Linked DNA regions of Homo sapiens: region 1 is linked to region 2. Evidence: chromatin loops called from intact Hi-C (ENCODE). Cell type or tissue: PC-3. All regions are shown on one strand. Each heading gives the region's core, and the rest is flanking DNA. Links, peaks and the distances in the headings are about the cores only. Region 1 overlaps LYRM7 (LYR motif containing 7). Region 2 has its middle 5.4 kb from the start of CDC42SE2.

Region 1 (2,927 bases), core at 317-2,816, 71 kb before region 2:
ATGAGGTCTGAAACTCAAAGAGAGTAGGTGATTAACCCAAGGCCATACACTTAATGACACAGCCAAAGTTGGAGTTCAAGTGTTCTGAACATCTAATTCTATAAAAGAAAGATTCAACTGCCCTCCCAAAAATGTGCATTTTAAACACACTTAAAAATACACATTGTAACAAAAAATACTCTAAATCTGTTTTGGAAGAAAATATAGAATTGATAGATAAAAGTTAAAACTATATGCATATCTGAGCTTTCTATACTAGTTGGAATGGTTATAAAAAGTTAAAAGCAGTACCGTAGTCCCCCTTTATCATTGGGGAATACATTTTAAGATCCTCAGTGGATGCCTCAAATCTCTGATAGTACCAAATCCTATATACTATGTTTTTATTATATATACTTTCCTATGATAAAGTTTAATTTATAAATTAGACACAGTACTCTTGTGCTTTGGAGCCATTATTAAGTAAAATAAGAGTTACTTGAATATAAGCACTGCAGTGTGGCAACAGTCAATCTTGATAACCGAGATGGCTACTAAGTGACCACAGGTGGACAGTGTATACAATATGGATATGCTGGACAAATAAATGATTCACATCCCAGACAGGCTGGAGCAGATGGCATGAGATTTCATCATGCTACTCAGAGTGACATGTGATTAAAAACTTATACATTATTTATTTTGGGAATTTTCTATTTAATATTTTCAGACCACAGTTGACCACGGATAACTGAAACTGCAGATAAGGAGAAACTACTGTATTACTTGAAAAGAAATTATAGTAAAACTATCGTTTTCAAAAACAGTACATTCATATGAAACACCTAAAGGACTTACTCTATTTGTTTGGTTTTCTTAACAGCTAATGAAAATAGGTTCTGATGTTGAATTATTACTCAGAACATCTGTTATACAAGGTATTCACACAGACCACAATACACTGAGTAAGTAAAATTAAAGAAAAATGGTTTCTAACTGCAATGTGTTTTAAAATATTGAATAATTATAGCACATGTAATGCTGAGTGATAAAACAGCTTGATTTTGCCAGACAATATGGTATATAGCATATATATTTTACAAGGTTATAGTCTATAAGACTGAATTATGAAACTTTGTTTTGCCACATTTGTTTCAATTTTTATTTTTTATTTTTATCTTCTTATATTTCAACACTAATTATGAAGACAGTACAACTATATATTTTTATCATATTTATTTACAGTTCTTAATTTTTCTGGCATCATTTATCACTTACCTAGACTATTTCTTTACCTTTTACTCTATAATGAGTTTTGTTTTTTGTTTTTTTGTTTTTGTTTTTTTTTTGGGTTTTTTGAGATGGAGTCTCACTCTGTCGCCCAGGCTGGAGTGCAGTAGTGCGATCTTGGCTCGCTGCAACCTCCACCTCCTGGGTTCAAGCATTTCTCATGCCTCAGCCTCCCAACTAGCTAGGACTACAGGCACACACCACCCATGCCCAGCTAATTTTTGTATTTTTAATAGAAACAGGGTTTTACTTTGTTGGCCAGGCTGGTCTCAAACTCCTGACCTCAGGTGATCCACCTGCTTCAGCCCCCCAAAGTGCTGGTATTACATGCATGAGCCATTGCACCTGGCCTATAATTAGTTATTTTAATTCAGAAGATTTAGGATTATAGGAAATGGAAATATAGTTGAGGATCCTCCATCATATCTCGAGACTCCAGATGGTGCTTCAGCAAAATCTCATTTCACATAATATTTTGTTTTTATTCTCTAAAGTATCTTTGGGGACAGTAACAACAAAAAGATGACATTCAAAATTGTTGGCCAGGTGCAGTGGCTCATTCCTGTAATCCCAGCACTTTGGGAGGCCAAGGCAGGAGTCTAGATTGAGCCCAGGAGTTCAAGACCAGCCTGGGCAACATGAAAAAACCCCGCCTCTACAAAAAATACAAAAGTTATCAGGATGCAGTGGTGCACACCTGTAATTCCAGCTAGTAGGGAGGCTGAGGTGGGAGGATCACTTCAGCCCAGGAGGTTGAGGCCTTAATGAGCCGCGAGTATGCCACTGTACTCCAGCCTGGGCGACAGAGTAAGACCCTGCCTCAAAAAATATATATATTGAAAGGCTTTGTTTTTTAAGCAGACTATGGAAGTATAACATACAAACAAAAAAGTACTCAATTTGTAATTGTATAGCTCAGTGAATTTTCATAAAATGAAATACCCATGTAACCAACATGTAAAACAAGCCACATGTAAAAAAAAAAAAAAAAAAAAATTGGCCTTTCTGATGGATATGTGGTGGTATCACATTGTGATTTTAATTTATATTTCTCTGGTAACTAATGAATGATGAGGACCTTTTCAGTTGTTTAGTGGACATTTGGATATTCTTTTTTATGAAGTGCCTGTTTGAGTCTTTTGTCCATTTTTCTAAGGGGTTGTCTGCCTTTTTATTGTTGATCTAAAGGATTTCTTTGTATGTTCTGAATATAGAAATTTGGTGGGTATATGTATTACAAGAATCTTCTACTTTGTGGCTTTCCTTTTCACTTTGGTAATGTTATCTTTCTGTGAGAAGTTCTTAATGTAGTCATATTTATGGATTTCTTAATAATTAGTGCTTTTTAATTCTATTAAAGAAATCTTTGACTAGCTCAAGCAAGATCGTGAAGAGATTCTCCTGTGCTTTCTTCCAAAAGCTTTATTGTAGGCTGGGTGCAGTGGCTCACACCTGTAATCCCTGCACTTTGGGAGGCCGAGGCGGGTGGATCACTTGAGGTCAGGAGTTCAAGACGAGCCTGGGCAACATGGTGAAACCCCATTTTCACTAAAAATACAAAAACTAGCCAGGCATGGTGGCGCATGCCTGTAATTCCAGCTACTCAGGAAGTAAGGGAGGAGAATCACTTGAATGTGGGAGGCAGAGGCTGCAGTGAG
Region 2 (2,927 bases), core at 320-2,819:
CATGAACTTTCTTTTTTAAAAAAATTATTATTATTTTAGTAGAGAAGTGTTTTCACCATGTTGGCCAGGCCGGTCTCAAACTCCTGATCTCAAGTGATCTGTCTGCCTCGGCCTCCCAAAATGCTGGGATTAGAGGTATGAGCCACCGTGCCCGGCCTCATGATGAACTTTCTTTATGAAAGCAACATGTATATCTCTGTGCTAGGAGGAAGTGGCAAGATTTCTGTTCCACTTGCTAATTTTTTTTTTTTTTTTTGAGACAGAGTCTTGCTCTGTCACCCAGGCTGGAGTGCAGTGGCACGATCTTGGCTCACTGCAACCTCTGCCTCCCAGGTTCAAGCGATTCTCCTGCCTCAGCTTCCCAAGTAGCCAGGACTACAGGTGCGCACCACCATGCCTGGCTAATTTTTTGTATTTTAGTAGAGATGAGTTTTCACCATGTTGTCCAGGCTGGTTTCAAAGTCCTGAGCTCAGGCAATCCACCTGCCTTGGTCTCCCAGTGTTTTAGGATTACAGGGGTAAGCCACCGCGCTCGGCCCCACCTGCTAAATTTAAGGGCACCAAATCTCCCGGTGCTTTGAGACCATCTAACAAGATATTCCGTTTCTCCTCTTCCTGGATTCCTGGTGAACCAAAGAGATGGGAGACCCCCTGGTGCTTGCTGAATGGCTTCCTAACACACACTGGTGCTAGTTCTGCTCGTTCTTCCGTGCTAAGGGGCTTCCTCAAGATACGGGGAGAAGTATCCTCTCCTCTGCAGCCCTGGTGCTGAGTCTTAATTGCCAGCAGAGTCCACTCCCTCTTGTTATCTGCCTTTTGGACTTCATCTTTCCCCACTCTTGTATGCCAGCCTGCCAATACTCAACTCAAGATCCATTGTGGTTCTTGCTTTCCCTGGGAACACACCTTTAAGATGTCAGTTTCTGAACTTTTGCTCACTAAGCTTTGTGCTTCCTAAATTAGTGCCACATCCCCTTTCTCTTTATTGTTTTTTTTTCTGTGTGAAATCTACCACAAGCTTTATCACCATTATTGTTTACTTGTTAAGTCTCTTTTAGCTGACTCATATTTTTAACTTTAACAAACATATAAAGGAAACTTGTATTACTACCATATATGTAAAATTGGTATTACTTGCCATATATAGATGTTAGCTGTTTAAAAAAAAGAAAAAGGAGTTCTTGGTTACTTAGTCTGTAACTTGACATAGCAGAGTGACCCCAAAGGCTCCCTTCCTCTTATCTTGTTGTCCCCAGAGGCATTTTGTTACAATTCCTAACTTTTTTTTTTGAGGTGAGGGGCTGCAATGCAATTGGATCACAGGCTATGTATTGAAGCTAGCCAAGCTGCATGTACCCTAATTTACCTCTCTCCATCCTTCCACTTCCCATCCCCAGTGAAGTGTATCACCTAAAATCATCTCCCACACCACGAGAGGTGTGCAATACATAGTTTGGGAAACACTGATCTGACTACCTTCTTCACAGAGACCCACCTCGAATTCCTTTCCCTTTGAAAAAACTTTTCTAACTAATTCAGACCTCAGTGATCCCCTCAACCACATTCATAAAGCTACTGTGTCTATTTATTCAAATGTTGATGTGTGACATTTCATTAAAGACAAAGACCATGCTTTATACTGAATTTTTCCACAGCACTCGGTATGCTACCTGGCAAACAGCAGGCATTCAATGAATATTTGTGGTTTGATGAGCAGCAAGGGTCAGCCACAGGTAAGAGTGTAAAGCAAAGTTTGACTTAGCTTGCCTTCCTATCTTTGGCTGCTTCAGTCACAGAAAGGGCCACTGTCCATGATTATTCTGACAGTTGGTTATTTTCTCCTTTCTCAATAAATTCCACAATTCCTGATTTTTCTCAATCTTCCCAAATCACAATTCATGTGCCATATGTCTCATTACCTTATTGACTAATTAGCTAAGATATCTGGGGTTTGCCATTAGATTTTATGATGCTTGCCTGTACCTTATAATTTTTTTGGTATCTTCTATCACACTAAAAACAGACCATGTATACATAATATACACTCAATAGATATACTGTATGTTGTATACATAAACAAATACATGTTGAATAATTTGTTTCTTGGAGTATGCCTGTTATATCTTTAGGAAAAAAATACTAAATTCCAAAAGTAATTTATATAACATTGGTCAAGTGGATTTACTAAGTTTGCTATTAGTTAATGTTCACAGCACAAGTATAGAAAGCTTTGTAGTTCTGACTCAGAAAAATAACAATTAAATCTTCCCTCTGCCTTTCCTCTTTCTTTTGATTCACTTGACTCATTCAGATGTTCCTATAAAGAAGCAATTTAAGTCTCTATAGCTTTACACAGAACTGGTGGTTTCTTCTCTTGTATCCCAAGCAGTTAGTACATACATCTAGTTAGGAATGATCATCTAATTTATCAGCAGACCTAGACACAACTGAGAATGAAAGAAGACACAAATAACTCTTAAGCCAGGACAAGAGATTCCTGATAAATCAGGAAATATGGTCATACTACTTTGAATGTAGTTATCTATTAAATGTGTCTCTTGTCATTCAACTGTAAAGCTGTGTTAAGTTTGAGCCTTATTTCTCTTAGCTTCCTTTGTTGCCTGGAATTGTGTCTGGCACGTTGTGGTGGCAGAAGAAATGTTAGTGCCCCTTTAAAAATGTTCATTTATTTAAACATTATACTATATTGATGTAGAACTCATACCATCCCATTTGGGGCCTTTTATGAGCCATTTTCTCAGTATTACAAATGTAGAACAATGAGCTTAATTATATGCTTGTGTAATGATAATAACTAGCTTTTACCAGCACAGCCTGTTCCAAGGCTAAGGCTAACGATTTTACTTGAGTTCTCTTATATATTTCTCACAACAGACCTCACAGGTAGGTAATATTATTGGTCTTAT

The links. Hi-C counts contacts between places; a loop is a spot of excess contacts. Peaks named below come from ENCODE experiments on the same cell type or tissue, not always from the same donor. Only the 100,000 strongest peaks of a DNase experiment are listed, where the experiment ranks them.
Region 1: it touches region 2 in a loop (4-fold over the local background); 40 of 110 quality-filtered maps call a loop at or near these places.

What each region holds. Positions count from the first base shown.
Region 1 is chr5:131,186,166-131,189,092 of GRCh38, forward strand. LYRM7 (LYR motif containing 7) reads left to right here. Exons shown (of 5, transcript NM_181705.4): 4 at 863-944. Among named protein-coding and RNA genes, the nearest start is that of LYRM7, 17 kb to the left of the region's middle. In PC-3, for the core only: no CTCF peak of the experiment used is centred there; no DNase peak of the experiment used is centred there; H3K27ac peaks cover 499 bases.
Region 2 is chr5:131,257,240-131,260,166 of GRCh38, forward strand. It overlaps a transcript of CDC42SE2 not described here. Among named protein-coding and RNA genes, the nearest start is that of CDC42SE2, 5.4 kb to the right of the region's middle. In PC-3, for the core only: no CTCF peak of the experiment used is centred there; a DNase peak (open chromatin) is centred at 1,692; H3K4me3 peaks cover 923 bases; H3K27ac peaks cover 971 bases.